Linked DNA regions of Mus musculus: regions 2 and 3 are each linked to region 1. A link is a loop called in an ENCODE intact Hi-C map of the cell type or tissue named here. Cell type or tissue: heart. All regions are shown on one strand.

Region 1 (5,000 bases):
CTTAAGTTTGAGACCAGCCTGGGCTACCCAGACTCTGACTTTAAAAGAAGGAAAAAGCCAGAAGGTGGTGGTACATGCCTTTAATCCCAGCACTCGGGAGGCAGAGGCAGGAGATATCTGCGAATTTGAGGCCAGCCTGGTCTACAGAGTGAGTTCCAGGACAGCCAGGGCTGTGTGGAGAGACTCCCAGAACAAAATAAAGATCATTTATCTACATTGGCATTCCATCCAGCTGATGGAATTCCAGGAGCTTTTAATGAATTAAAAGCTGCATTAGCCTGAAGAAGCCAGCCAAGCTTCTAACTGGTTGGAAAATAATTACAGGCACAGTAAGGCAGGAAGCCACGTAGGCAATACTATTACCGCTCACTCACCAGGTTTGTTTCTGCCAGCCTGTGGTCTGTATATGAGAACGTGTGGAACAGGTGCCATATGCCCAAAACAGCCCAGAAGCAGGCCTGGGAGATGGGAGCATTTAATAGGGAATGCTCTTGTCGGTGTGTATAAAATCATAGAGGAATTTTCAAAAGAGCCATGCTGGATGGAAAATGGATGGGGCTGGGTTATCCCAGGAGATCTCTAAGCATCACCACGATGCAGGATCTTATAGTTAATGATCATGGAAGTTAGCCAGCTTTTGTGGACTACCGCTTTTGATCTATGTTTAATTCATTAATTTTATTTATTTTGTGGGGGAGTATTAGGAGTACTCTGACCTCCTAATGGAACTTGGGGTTCCATTCTCTCCTACCATGTGGGTTCTAGAAACCAAAATCAGGTTGTCAGTCTGAGCAGTAAGTACCTTTCTTTGCTGAGTCCTCATTGCCCCCTTGAATCTCTCTCTCTCTCTCTCTCTCTCTCTCTCTCTCTCTCATGTGTGTATGTATATATGAGTGTTTCTCCTGCATGCATATCTGTGCACTAGGTACATGCCATTGTCCATGACGTCTAGAAGAGGGTATTGGAACCCCTGGAGCTGGCGTTACAGATGGTGGTTAACTACCGTGTAGGTGCTAGGGATCAAGCCTAGATTTTTGGAAGAGCAGTCAATGCTCTTAACCACTGAGCCTTTGCTTCAGTCCTTTAACCTTCTGTTTCCTTTTATTTTGTTTCGTTTGGAGACAGTGTCTCACTATTAAGCTCCAACTGTCATAGAACTCACTCTGTAGACCAGGCTGGCCTCAAACTCACAGAGATACACCTGCTTCTGTCTCCCAAGTGCTGGGATTAAAGGTGTGCACCATTACATCTGGCTTAATCTGTTCTTGAAGTACACTTTTTTTTTTGTCCAATTTCTTTTTAACTTTTTGTTTTTGCTTTTCTGTTTCCCTCATTGTTGGATACAGAACTCTTACATAGTGAATAAGAACCCCATGTCCTGAGTTGCTTCCCCAGTTCTTCACTGAAAAAATTTTTCTCTCTAGTATTTTAGTGTTGTTTTTGTTTGTTTGAGGGTCAGGAGTTCAAAGTCACCCTTAACTATTAATATACAGTTCAAAGCCAGCCTTCCATATTTAATGAGACTCTTGCCTTTTAAAAAGGAAAGAATAAAAAGAAATAAAATTGTTTTCCAGAATAATTATATTGTTAAGGTGTTAATCTTTCAGGGTTTAGAATTTAGAGATATTTTATCACTTAGGATTATGGCCTTTGGATTGAGTCTTTGGGGATCAAAGCCTGCGTTCACGATCAAAATTAACATTGTAACAAGAACAACTTAATTTGATAAGCATTTTCTAAGACAACTTTGTATCTTTGATCCTAGGGCTCAAAGAGGTTAAATGACCCTCCCATTAGCATCCTTTGCTTGGTCCCTTCTCTAGCTCCCCGGAGCTCGCCCGCGGCTGGCACCCGCTGGGAGTTCTGTTTTCAAGAGCAAGCCTAGCAAACATTCTGTTCTGTGTGCAGCGGGATCCTCTGGGGCAGGGCGCCTGGGATAGTGCTGGAATTTCTAATCCTTATGATGTTCCTGTGTGTGTTGACTGGGGAGGGAAAAGAGGAGAAAAAGGATAGCAGGGGTAGTTCGGGTTTGGATTTAGGTTTGAGTCGAAAGAACGATTTATCTGTGCTGGAACTTCATTTCATTTGGGTCACTTGAGGCTCAACCGATGCCCAGGAGAGAGGCCAACGCATCATCGCTTATCCGTTACCTTTCCTCCACAGCCTTCCCCAGCCACCAGGGTAGGCGCCTGCTCCTGGTTACCGTGGCAACCGCGAGGAGCCCTAGACAGCTCTGCTACGGCACTTTCTGCAGCCCTAGCTGAGATGCAGCGGTGAGGGAGGACAGACAGAGGCAGACCCCGGGTTCTTCGTTCCTTCTTCGCTGCTCCGATGAAAGAAGTGTGCCTCGGGGCTTCTGAGTGAGAACCTTTGATGGGATTCTAGCTGGAAGGTGGAGTCACCACACTCAGGATGCATGCAGCCACAACAGCAGCACCTGTGTCCTGAGGACCAGCCAATCTGGGGAGGCAAGCTCTCACCGGCGAGGAAGATGCGGGTGTGAAGCCCCAAGTCCGTAAGTACCACCAAATCTCCCCTTGGGTGAGCAAACCCCTTAAAGAAAAAGGTTCTGTGTCTTGATTGACGCCTTTAAAAATATTTATCACATCTTTCAATTGTTTATGCCTTGCTTTGCCTTTCTGACATATGTGGGATTCTTGGAACAATTCTGTCTGCCTTTAAACGCATGGCTCTCTTAAGCAGTGGGAGCTACACCCGGGTATCCTTGTCTCCTTTACCGCACAACGCCCCATCAGCGGATACCGTGCACCATAAGCACACGCCCCAAAGACTGAGAAACACAGCGCTCAGTTTCTTAGCCAATACCGTCCAATTTTCTTTATTCTTTAACACCCCCCCACAACCCCCACCAAAGAAATAACATCCCTAGGCAAGCCAGTGGTATGCCAGTCGGAGGACTGCCCGGGGATCCTCACGACACCGTGTCCTTCCTGCAAGCTCAATGTGAATCCATTAGCTCATCCACAGGCGACAATTGTTACACTCGGAGGGACATTCATTTCGGTCCAGTAGAGGGCGCCGGCGCTCGCCTCCACAACCGGGTAAACAGGCCAGAGATGCCATCCCCACAAGCACAGGCATGCACGTGCCCCTGGCTGCGGAGGACTCGGCGCAAGTCAGCCTCTGTCGAGCGTTAACAAAGGGATGGTTATGTTGGTTCCCCTCTGGAAGTCAATGGAAGGGCGAAAAGAGACTTTCGGAGCACTGCGTTTGTTTCAGAACCGAGGGAGCATGTTTCCAGGGCAAAGTACTTTCTGTATATTCGTCAGGTCCTCTCCCCCCCCCACCCCCACCCCCGTCAACCCCTCCTCTCCCACCTCCCACCCCCAATCTATTCTTGCCTAGCCATGGCACTAGGACGAAGTGTTTAGAATGTATCGCGTTGGAAAGACAGGAGAAAAGGGGGAGAGACCTAGATGGAATGAGCGATAAAGGGACGGCTGCACTGCTGGCCCCTGCAGTAGTCCGCCCTAGCTACTGGGGTCTTCCCAAGTGATTCTAAAGCACCGAGGTTGCCCGCCACCATTCTAATCAGGATGACGTATACAGGTGAACTCCGTACGCTGCTGCTGGAGGGCGGGGTATATTGTTTTTGTGATGCGCGACTAGCCGCTGTGTGGAAGAAAGCATGCAGGAGCCGAGGCTGGACCTCGGCAGGCAGGACCTCTGACTACCTGAAGCAGCTGAGGGCGAGAGGGATGTTTCGAAGCAGAGAGGGCGCGCCTCTCTCAGAATGGGCTCCTTCTCTGAAGAAATGTTCTGACCTATATTCCAGACCAAGGAGAAAAGGAAATGTGAGCCTCTGCGGGACTGCAGAGGGAAAACTGCGGGTTCCTGTAGAAATGGGGTCCGTGTCTGTGTGCTTAGCAGAGTCACACATAACTGTCCCACTCTTCAGCCGCAAGAAGCATGGCTGCTGGAAAGAGGTGGATGGAACACGGTGATTCACGCCTGGAACCCCAGCATTTGGGAGGTGGTCACAAAGGATCACAGGTTGAAGGCCACACAGCTATAGAGCAAGTTTGAGGCTAGCCTGGTCTATATTAGATCTTGAGGAAAGAAGAGAGTGAAAGAAAGAGAAGGCAAGAATATGGTAGGCATTAGAACAAAGGAAAAAAAGCAAACAATTTGACCTAGAAATTATAGTCTTAATCCTTTTCAAGACTGAATTCATTATGGCTTTAAAGCCCTCCTACACCGAAAGGGAAATAGTAAAAATTTCCATTTTCCGAGAACTGGATAACTAGGGTAGCATTCTCTTCACAAATACACTCATAGACCAGGAAGCAAAGGGCTTCTAAACTTTGCATTCTAAAGCTATCTCATAAATATTCATAAGTCATAAATGCTGGGAAGCAGGTGGGAGGCAGAAACTGCGCAGCAAGTTCCCCAAAGGCTGCTGTGCTCACAGAAATTAGGTAAGGCCTCACACTCCAGGCCTGAGAAGTCAGAGCCAGCCTACAAGGTCAGGGCAGCGGGTGGGGCATGCCCATAAGCCCAGCACTTGAGGGGTAGTGGCGGGAAGATCTGGAGCCATTCTCCACTCTATGTTGGGTTCTGGGCCAGCCTAGGCTACATAAGATTCTCATAAACTAAAAACTAAAACTATGACGTGTGAGCTGGTGCTAGGACTTTTTTCCCCCATCACAGCTTTCTAGGGCATTCTCATTAATTTTGATTAGATTGAGAAAGGGTTAAAGTCTTGGGGGTAGGGGCGGAAAATGACAGACAGTGCTGCCTATTCCGAAAGCCTGGCTCCCGTCATTCACTTCATAAATTGGAAAGAGAATTAAGTGACCACATAAAGAGCACCCACCCACCCGGCTGGGATCACAAGGCCTCCTATGCCAGGCTAAGGGGGGTGGGGCAGGAGGATACTCACACAGAATGGCCACAGCTCTCCCACGTACTGTACCATATTACTCTGTCTCCACATTCCCAGTGAGTGACTTGGACAAACTTCTCCTTGTGCTTGCTTA
Region 2 (5,000 bases), 120 kb after region 1:
CGTGTGGCCTCCCTGCATGGGGTTGGCTCCTCCTGATACTGACAGCCTGCTCTCTGGCTTATACAGTTTCTTCTAACCAACCCAGCCACCCATTCACGCTCCAAGCAGATGGTTAAAGCATTTGAAAGCCACCAGATACTTGTGGCTGTTGACCGCACAATCTCACATTCAGGGTGGACACACCTATACCGTATGCACACAGAATGGCTTGCTGACCTTTGAGCTGAAACCCTATAAAATAAATTTTAAAAAGCCACTTCTGAGGGCAGGATCTGTGACAGGATATTTTCATAACGAAGGTAGCCTACCTCAAAAGTAACCACTAACGACGCATCTGGTTTTCCAGGCCTTCCTCCTCCCGCCCCTGGGCCTAAGAACTGAGCCGTGCTAGCCTCTGTGACTGCCCAGTGCCTCCTCTTAATAAGGGCTCACAGCCGGGCGTGGCGCACAGCTTTAATCCCAGCACTCGGGAGGCAGAGGCAGGCGGATTTCTGAGTTCGAGGCCAGCCTGGTCTACAGAGTGAGTTCCAGGACAGTCAGGGTTACACAGAGAAACCCTGTCTCAAAAACAAACAAACAAACAAACAAACAAACAAAAAGGGCTCACAGTTTGAGCATTTGTTCTGCTCCTCAGTCACTCAGTCAGTCCCCACAGTAACTGTGGGGCAGGTCCCACCACCATCTCCAATTTGCACTCTGAGGTGTAGGGTGGAGAGGCCAAGGAGTTATGCAAGAGGACAGGTGAGCAATGTCCTGGAACCGAGCGGGAGCCAGAGGCTGGTGCTGGGCTCATGCTGCCTGTGGCAGTGTGGCATCGGCACTGGATGAGGTCAGACCCCAGACACTAGCATCCACTTCCCAAGGATGGACATCTCAAGTTACCTTGAGTGGACAGTGTGGTCCTCCTGTCCCCACAGTTGCCACCTCAGCTCACTGAGGCAGCCTTGTGCCTGTCCTAAGATTTCCCATGATCCTCTGCATTAACTGAGAGTGCCACCAGGCTCCACATACCTCTCCCCTCAGTAACCCGAGCCCCGCTCCCCTGTTCCTATTCAAGGCCTGCTCCCCACTCCAGAGTCTCCTCTGCGCTCTGTAAAGGTCCTTTGCTCATCCGGTGTCCTCTCCCCACCTTTCTTGCTGTGGAAAGCTTCCCTGCCAACCCTCCTCCCCTGAGCCTTTCACTGCACGCCTCCAATCTTATACCACTGTGCGAAACACACATCGTTCCACCTTTGTACTAACCACAGTGCTTGGCCTGTGTAGGGAGCCTCATTAGAGGCAGGTGGGCAGAAAATTGTCGCAGATCATGGAATTTGGTACCGGTGGGATTGTGGACAGCTGGTTAGGGAAGTCTCAGGCTGGGGGATATATATAAATGTGAACCCTGAATTCTTGCCTAAATCTCCCACTGTTACCGAGCTGGTCGGGATGGAGCTTAAGTTTTTATCTTGTTGCCAACAGATGTACAGGACTCTTCATGCTGACAGCCGTGGCAAGCAGGATCCCCACCTCAAGAGGGTAAAAGCATGAGCCTGTGGCACGGGGTGCTGAGAGCCCACCTTTGGGGCACGCTGTGTGGTGGGGCAGAGGGAAGGGAGCGTGGAGAAGAGCCCCTTCTCCTAGCTTTCTGCACACTTGTCACCCAGCCAAGAGCCAGAACTCTTTGCTAACAGCGTTGTCCCGCACGGTAGCATTCACGGCAGAGTGTCCATCTGCAAAGCATTCAGACTGGATGCTAACCCTGGTGCTTTCATTGTTGCAGTGGGCCGTAGAGACTTCCCATTTGTGTTCCTCTATCCCATGCCAAGACCTTATCACCTCTTCCCCTAGGGTAGCCAAAGGGCATTGGTCATCGGGGAGGAGTGGAAGAGCGGAGCCTCGGGACAGACAGGCAGTGGATGTGTCAGCCTCAGCTCCTGAAATAAAAGTACTAAGAAGAACTGAGGCTCTCGGGGGAAGAAGTCAGATAGGAAGATCAGGAAACGCAGCCCGAGGCAGGATGGGTACATAATGAAAAGCTATAGCTGATCTTTTCTAAAAAAAAAAACACAGGGATGTCTAAAATGAACTATCGTTCCATTTTTTTTTTCATTCAATGAATGTGGTGATGAAGCCCCTAGCCTACTTATTTTGTGAGGCTTTTTGCATTGTTCCCGTCCTTCCGGATCTGCACTGAGCTGATGTCTCGCAAGTTCTGGTGATTTCACAGCCGCCTCCCTCCTGCCTTTGCTCTCTGAGACCCGCACTGAGGACCAGGCAGCAAGCGGGGACACATCTCGAGACCACCAGGAAATAGGCAGCAGCACCATCTTCCCTTCCCTTGAAGGAAACTACCAGCAGGACGGGTTTAAGAGGGGAGGCTGGCCTCTGCCCCTCCCTGTCACCCGCTCTGCTGTACTGCCGCCTGGTGGGAAGTCGGTGTCCACAGCCTCTTCCTTCTTTCCAGGTCCTCCCATAGCAGAGAACAGGGTAGTGTCCTGTGTCCTGAAGCTTGCATACTTAATAAGGTTGATGGTTTTTAATAAGCAACATCTGAAAAGGGAGTGAGGAAGTTCATTGAGTGAAAGGAAGCTTGGCAGGAAACTGAGGTCCGGGACACCGGTGCCCAGCGGGGAGAGTAGGTCCCCAACAGGCACAGGATGTGCCTAAACAACACTGTCATGGGGGGACTTTTGTTTTTCCCGGACGTTGGTGTGTATAGATCCTCAGTGTGGGGCTCAGGCTAGATACCGGGGGCACCACTTCTGTTCTTTTCCAGGACTTCTCCCCGACTCCATAGCCCTGCCCATGCACACCCTCACTCTCTGTAGCTCTCCTTCACTCAGTCCCCGCACGCACTGTGACTGCTCCACATTCCAGGTGGTCAGTCGTCTCTATACTATACTCAGGGCCCAGAAGCTGTCAGACACTTGGGGCAGAGGATAGGGAAGGCTCAGATACCTGCCACGCTGCCTTATCACTGCTGTGACACTGAAATGTCAACTAAAGGGACGCAGTGGCTGTCCTTGGAGCTTGGGCAGCACCCCTATCCCTCCCACCTTGTAAAGATTGTATCCAGCATGTGGCGGGAAAACTTAAGGCTGTCTGTTATCTCATTCCCCTCTGGATCAGAGGTGCTGGCTCCCATAGCCAGCACTGAGGAAGATCCTACCCACTGTTGCTGCACCAGCTGAGGCCAGTGTCAGGAAGACAAGGGGCATTTATATCAGTCCCTGGACCGTGCCCTCCGTTTATCTGGCTCCTCTGCAAGCAGAACACCCATCCTGAACACCTAGTGCAGATAGAGCTTCCCAGAGCTCTAGCATTAGGTGGAGAAGGCCTTGGGCACTGTCCACAGGACAAGGGCACGCCCTGAACCCTGGCAGAGGACAGTGAGGGTCCCAACCCTGCCCTTCACTCTGTCAGGAGAGAACTAGCATGACTGGAGATGTCTCTGCCAAGGGAAAATCCCCGCGCAGGTCAGTGAGGGCTCTGTGAGAAGCTGGTGTTACCCACCTAGGGTGAACCCAGTAGGAACACCAAGCCAAGGTGCCCCGAGGCTTCACAGGTGCTCCCAGCTCCCGAGATGTGCTCCAGAGCCAGCATTGGGCAAGCGCGGGAAGCAGATGGGAGCTCTAGATGAAGCTCACTCGATTCTGGAAATAGGAAGACCTGCTTCTCTATTTACCATGTACATTCTACAGCTGAACAGTAAAGCCGTCTGAAACTCGGATTTCCTATCATGACTTCTAACATGTACTGTGCTCTTTTTCTCTGCCTTGTATTTTATAGCCAGAGCCTGAGCCTTCACGTCGATTTTTTGTTGACCAGTGGGAGCTCTCCCTTAGCCTCCGCTCCTCCACCCGCCCTGCCTCTCCCTCCTCTGACTCCCTCCGACAGGTAGCATGGCCTGGACTGAACAAAACCATGTTCTGCAGCCTCTGCTCGCTCCACTTTCTACAGGTGTCACCCACCTAAGGGAGCCTAGGTCTCTGCCTTTGCCTGGCTCCTCAGAAGCTCTGTGTGTGTGAGAGAGCTGCCACAGACACCCATGTTAAAGAGGCTGCCCGCTGCCTTTGAGTGTTTCACACGTCACAGCCTGTCAGAGCGAACCCGCTGTTAAGCTGTGCCCGATACTGATAGCATTTTTCAATCTTTGACCGAAGACTGCGTTTTCTTAATCACGTGCGTGCTACAGAATTTGAACCATGCCGTCACTAACTCTCCTAGTAAAATAGTGAGCACACAGCACTCCTGGTGTTTCTTGTAATCCTGTGTGGAATGAACCCTGCTTTATCCCGGGTGGCTCCGATCCAGTTCCGAGGAGTTTGTTAGGGATCGGAGAGTCAGCTGCCTTTGCCTCTGCTTCGTATTCTTAGGCAGTGTGTATATGTGTAGAAGCACTCGCATGCGTGTGGCGTACAGTGGGGTGAGCCCAGCGATTCCTACACTTTGACCCTTCTGGGAGTGGGAAGAAGAAAGCCAGCTGCTTTTCATGCCAGAAACAAACAGAACTTGACTCCATCCCTCTTGGAGTGGGGGGTGGGGTGCTTGTCCAAGTTGCTACATCACAAGAACTGAATGACAAATGCCCCTGCGCATGCAGTCCCAGGCCATGGCTCCTGAGATAGTCCCTGGTTACGAGAGAAGGATCCTGATGCACACAGTGGGGCAAGGGCTGCCGTGTGCTGGGCACTTTGTCATCTGCTCCACAGAGTGAAGAAAAGGTGACTTTCAGATCCTATGAGGGCATCTCTCACAGGAGAGCTTGGGTCTCATTTCTGCTCTCCTCTTTCCTGTGCCTGCCTGTCCCAGGCGTATGCGTCTCAAAGGCCCTGTTACTAATGGACATGATATGTGGGGTTAATGGCAGGTGAGGCCAGCCAATCCTAGGGCATCTCTTTTTTTTTTTAAGATTTATTTATTGTTATATGTAAGTATACTGTAGCTGTCTTCAGACACCCCAGAAGAGGTCATCAGATCTCATTATGGGTGGTTATGAGCCACCATGTGGTTGCTGG
Region 3 (5,000 bases), 230 kb after region 1:
TTGTATCTTATTGTAGATGTTTCTGACTTTATGACAACTGTTATGCACACAGTTGAGGGACATTAAGTGAAGCAGGTTTTGCTACTACGTTTTTTTGTACTACAGGGACTCATGGAACAGGCGTTGCTGAGTGCTCCTCCTTTTTTTTGTTTTTTGTTTTTTTCGAGACAGGATTTCTCTGTATAGCCCTGGCTGTCCTGGAACTCACTGTGTAGACCAGGCTGGCTTCGAACTCAGAAATCCGCCTGCCTCTGCCTCTGCCTCCCGAGTGCTGGGATTAAAGGCGTGCGCCACCACGCCTGGCGCTAAGTGCTCCTTCATAGTGCTCCTACCCAGGGCTGCTTTTGTACACACCATAGAACTGGCAGAGAGGCCGGTGAGCAAGACCCTCCCTGCTGCCTCTGATAGTGCACATGTCCCCCTGAAAGGCACAGGCAGAGTCGGACCTGGGTCCCTGCTTCCTAGAGTTTATCAGGCATCCTGTGTCTGCTCATGAGGGAGTGAGGGGAAAGAGGAACCGCTTGCTGCTAGGAGCACAGCCCGTACAGTCAGGCTCAGCCCTGAACGGAAACATGGATGGAACTGAAGTAATGACATTTGCCTGCCACCCCAGTGTCCCTGAGACCTTCCCTCGAAGCAGCTTCCCCAGTGGGTGTCTTCAGGAGGGGATCTGTAGAAGGTGGCTCGATAGCCCCTTGGTGTCTTCTGTTTGGCAAGCACACCACAGCCTGTTTCTCTGCCCCTGGGCCTCTCACTAGGGCATTTAGATCCTCCGAGTTATTGGTTGTCACAGGCCATTGTGACTCGGGTCCAACTGTGCTCTGACCCAGGCTCCCGTGAGCCTTCCTGACTCCCCTTCCACCTTAGGTCAGCAACGGTTCCGGCCTGGGGGCCGAGCACATCACAGACCTGCTGGTGTTCGGCTTTCTCCAAAGCTCTGGCTGTACTCGCCAAGAGCTGGAGGTGCTGGGTCGGGAACTGCCTGTGCAAGCTTACTGGGAGGCAGACCTCGAAGACGAGCTGCAGACAGATGGCAGCCAGGCCAGCCGCTCCTTCAACCAAGGAAGAATAGAGCCAGGTAGGTCCTGGCCTTGTCCACCTCATCCCAAATGTAGCCTTTACTGACCCCCAAAAGCTACAAGGGCTTTTGGAGCTCAGTCTCTAACCTTACATTGTCAGGCTGGTGTGTGTGTGCATGTCATGTGACTCCTGTCTTATGATCTGCATGTGACTGCCCCCAGTAATGTCCAGTTCATATGACATCGCCTGTATCAGGACAACTAATTAGAAAGTTCTTCCTTCTGATGAGTCCTGAGTTCTCTTCAGGTCTGGACCTGAGGATCCTCTCTGGACCAATATTTAAAACATGGTTTTTAAAACATATGTCCCAAACAGTTATAGTACAGCCAAAGTATGGAAATTGATTGTCTAGTTTAGGCTTCATTGCTGTGAAAAGACACCATGACCAAGGCAACTGTTTTTTGAGGGGGAGGGGGCTTCGAGACAGGGTGTCTCTGTGTAGCCCTGGCTATCCTGGAACTCACTCTGTAGACCAGGCTGGCCTCGAACTCAGAGATCCGCCTGCCTCTGCCTCCCATGTGCTGGCTAGGTTTTTTATTTTATTATTTTTTTTTATTTCTTAGTTCTTTCCTGCAACTATCAAGTCATTCAGAAAAGAGGAGTCAAGAGAGGGGATGAGGTACATTTGAAATAAAAAACTATAATGATGATTGGTCCTGCTTCTGCCTCCCTAGTGCTGGGATTAAAGGTGTGCGCCACCACGCCCAGCCCAAGGCAATTCTTATAAAGGACAAATTGGGTTGAGGCTGGCTTACAAGTTCAGAAGGTCAGTCCATTAACATCATGGCAGGAAGCATGGCAGCGTCCAGGTAGGATGGTGCTGGAGGAAGAGCTGAGAGCTCTGCATCTTGATCCAGCTGTCATCTTCCGGGCTGCTAGGAGGAGGGTCTGAAAGCCCACACCCACACTTCTTCCAACAAGGACACACTTCCTATCAGTGCCACTATCTGGGCCAAGCATGTTCAAGCCACCATGCTGGTCAAGATGTTATAACCCAGAAGTGCCATCAGCTTCAGCTTGTGGAGTTTTGGAAAGTAGCAAGGCAGAGTCCTTCGTCCTGCCATTCAGATCTGGGAGGTCTGGGACATTGCTAGTCTGGTCATGGCTGCCAGGTAAGCATCCTTCAATAGCCACACAGCACCTCATTTGTGTAGGCTAGCTGAACTTTCAATCCAGTGAAAACTCCTGCCGTTAGAGTCATTTTGCCTCCTAAATGAAACTTTAACATATGTGACTTGCTATTACCTAAAGAGATGACCGAGTATTGAAGTATCCTGACCCTCATTTCCAGATAAGGAAACTGAGGCACAGCAGAGAAATGGCTGACCTCAGATCAAACTGCCCATGCAGCAGGAGCAAGGCTCAACCAAGCTGCTCCTTCATCAGTGCAGTCACCTCCTGCTAAGCCTGTGTCACTCGGCTGCTCCTAGCCTTCACCTGTCCCCTGTCCCCTGTCCCCATGCTGTGTTTACAGCAACTGAGGAGACCTCCCTAAAGGCTGAGGTGCAGCGAGTGCTCAGAGCGCTGTGGGCAGCATGCAGGTGGGCATCACTGAGAAGTTCTTCAGAGTGTACAGGCCTGGCTCGGGCTCTGCTCCTCCAGCACGTTCTGGAGCTGCATGATTTTTTTTAAAATGCTTGTCTGTCTGTCTGTCTGTCTGTCTGAGTATGGGGTATGCACATGCCCTAGCATATGTATGGAGTCAGAGCTGGCTGTTTTCCTTCCACCATGTGTGTCCTGGGATCAAACTCAGGTCAGGATACTTCAGGACTCTAAGCACTGCTGCCCCCGATCTTGGACACAGAGGCTTCACTGCCCTCTAGTGGTTGCAAGGGAGACCAGCAGCTAGTTTGGCTTCCCTACCCCCCTCTGGCTAGTTTATTTCTTTTGAGACAGGGCCTTACCCTGCCTAGCCTGAAATTTGTTGTGTTGACCAGGCTAATCATGAACTCCCAGAACTCTGCCTGCTTCTGCCAAATGTGGTTCATTTTTCAAATGCCCTGAAGTGGTATCTTGAGTAGGCTGGGATGTGACAGGTATTCTCTACAAGCTGGGTTTTACCATAGCCTTGTCTCCGAAGCCCACCAGTGAGCCAGCCAGCCAGGCCAAAACTGAAGAGAAGCGCCAGGCAGTCCAGGAAAGGCTCAGGAAGTTCAGGGCAGCGGGAGGAGGCTCTGGCTGTGCGCAGGTGTCTGTCACTCTGTGCCATACCCGCTTCTTTCTGCATCAGTCCATGCCAGACTTCAAAGCCTGGCTTAAGTCACGAGACTGGGGATGACGAGGCTTTGCAGACGATCGATCGGCTGCAGATTGGGAGCAGGGCAAAGTAGTGGCTTCAGCAAGCCAGTGAGCAGCTGAGTCTGCCTAGAACACTCGGCGAGTAGTGGATTTAAATCACAGGGAACCGGAAGCCATGCAGTTACTGTCACCTAAGCAGAAGCAGTGAGCACCAGAGAGGCCTTGAGGAGAGCAATGTGGTGACCATGTGACAGGCATGGACTGAGGGAGGGCCTGGAGTACCGCTGAATGCTGAAGCAGTTGCCCACTGCATTAAAGCAGCAGTGACACAGGCAGGACACAGGACAGGAGCACCCCCAACCCCCCAGCCCCCGCAGCAGCAAGCATATAATCTGGGACAGGCCTGCTTCTCCAGCCAGGTTCTGCTACCCAGGCCTTCCCTGCACCCGGGGAGGGGCGGCACTCATGGTCCTCACTAGGGCAGGTGCGGAGGTAGGAAGTGGCCTGAAGCTGTTGACAGAACCATTGCTGAGTCTTGTATTTGTTGCCTAAACAGATTCTGAAAGTCAGGAAGAAATCATCCACAACATTGCCAGACATCTCGCCCAAATAGGCGATGAGATGGACCACAACATCCAGCCCACACTGGTGAGACAGCTAGCCGCACAGTTCATGAATGGCAGCCTGTCGGAGGAAGTAAGTATGACTCTGGTCTGGGAGCCCCTCTTATGGGACATTTCGGAAGTGTGGGACATTTTTCCTTGTCGAACCAGTCTTTCCCAGGAAGTAAACCCTGTCCTTGACTGCCCGTCAGCATGGTCTCTCCAAAGAATTTAGTCAGAGTACAGAGCTTAGGAGTCAGGCCTCCAGGAAGATCCCTGAAGTACCTGATCTGTACAGATACTCAGTCTTCTCTTGTGGCGAACTCCATGTCGTTCCCCCAGGGTGAGCATCTGCTGGGCTGTGTGGTTAGAATCAGCACATGGAAACCGATACAAGTCCACCTCTTGCTGGGTATACGGTGAAGGACCCAAAGCTCGTTCCTCAGCACCGGGTCCTTCCTAAAGCAGAGGTGGAGGGGTGGTGGGGAGAGGGGAGAGAGAGAAACCAAACCCCGGGGCTGTGAAGTACCTGCCCAAGGAAGAAGATTCTGTTCTTAGGACTTCCAGCAGCTGAAATCGTGGCTGCCCTCACCATCTAGATTCATTGTGCCTACATACAGCCTGTCTTTGCTGGCACTCTCTCTACCTGCCACTCTCCAGTGGCTGTCAAAGACACACACATTTGTCAACAGCCTTGGGCTCCTCCTATGGGGTAGATTCTTTAATGTGAGCCACAGAACCTGAAGCTCACTTTCCACCCCACCTTGTTTTTTTGTTTTTTGTTTTTTTGTTTTTTTTTTGAGGCAGGGTTTCTCTGTATAGCCCTGGCTGTCCTGGAACTCACTTTGTAGACCAGGCTGGCCTTGAACTCAGAAATCCGCCTGCCTCTGCCTCCCAAGTGCTGGGATTAAAGGCCTGCACTCCCCTCCCCATTTTTTAAAGAGTTAACGTTACCTGTTTCTGCGTGCACCTCATGTGTGAGTACATGAGCATGCTTGCAGGTACATGCATTGCCATCAGATCCCCTGGAGCTGAAGTTTCAGGCCATTGTGAGCTGTTGCCTATAGGTGCTGGGAACTG

The links. Peaks named below come from ENCODE experiments on the same cell type or tissue, not always from the same donor. Only the 100,000 strongest peaks of a DNase experiment are listed, where the experiment ranks them.
Region 2: a loop joins it to region 1, with 6 times the contacts of the local background. A loop is called at or near these places in 13 of 42 quality-filtered maps.
Region 3: it touches region 1 in a loop (2.0-fold over the local background); 7 of 42 quality-filtered maps call a loop at or near these places.

The regions. Positions count from the first base shown.
Region 1 is chr6:121,128,285-121,133,284 of GRCm38, reverse strand. Mical3 (microtubule associated monooxygenase, calponin and LIM domain containing 3) reads left to right here and starts at 2,263. Exons shown (of 32, transcript NM_001270475.1): 1 at 2,263-2,515. In heart, a CTCF peak has its summit at 3,033 (motif pointing right); a DNase peak (open chromatin) is centred at 3,024; H3K4me3 peaks cover 1,996 bases; H3K27ac peaks cover 1,576 bases; H3K27me3 peaks cover 2,155 bases.
Region 2 is chr6:121,011,346-121,016,345 of GRCm38, reverse strand. The region is part of intron 16 of Mical3 (microtubule associated monooxygenase, calponin and LIM domain containing 3); the gene reads left to right. Among named protein-coding and RNA genes, the nearest start is that of Gm4651, 51 kb to the left of the region's middle. In heart, a CTCF peak has its summit at 2,412 (motif pointing left); DNase peaks (open chromatin) are centred at 1,805 and 2,405; H3K27ac peaks cover 1,043 bases.
Region 3 is chr6:120,896,234-120,901,233 of GRCm38, reverse strand. Bid (BH3 interacting domain death agonist) reads left to right here. Exons shown (of 6, transcript NM_007544.4): 3 at 868-1,078; 4 at 3,875-4,014. Among named protein-coding and RNA genes, the nearest start is that of Bid, 18 kb to the left of the region's middle. In heart, a CTCF peak has its summit at 2,919 (motif pointing left); a DNase peak (open chromatin) is centred at 2,903.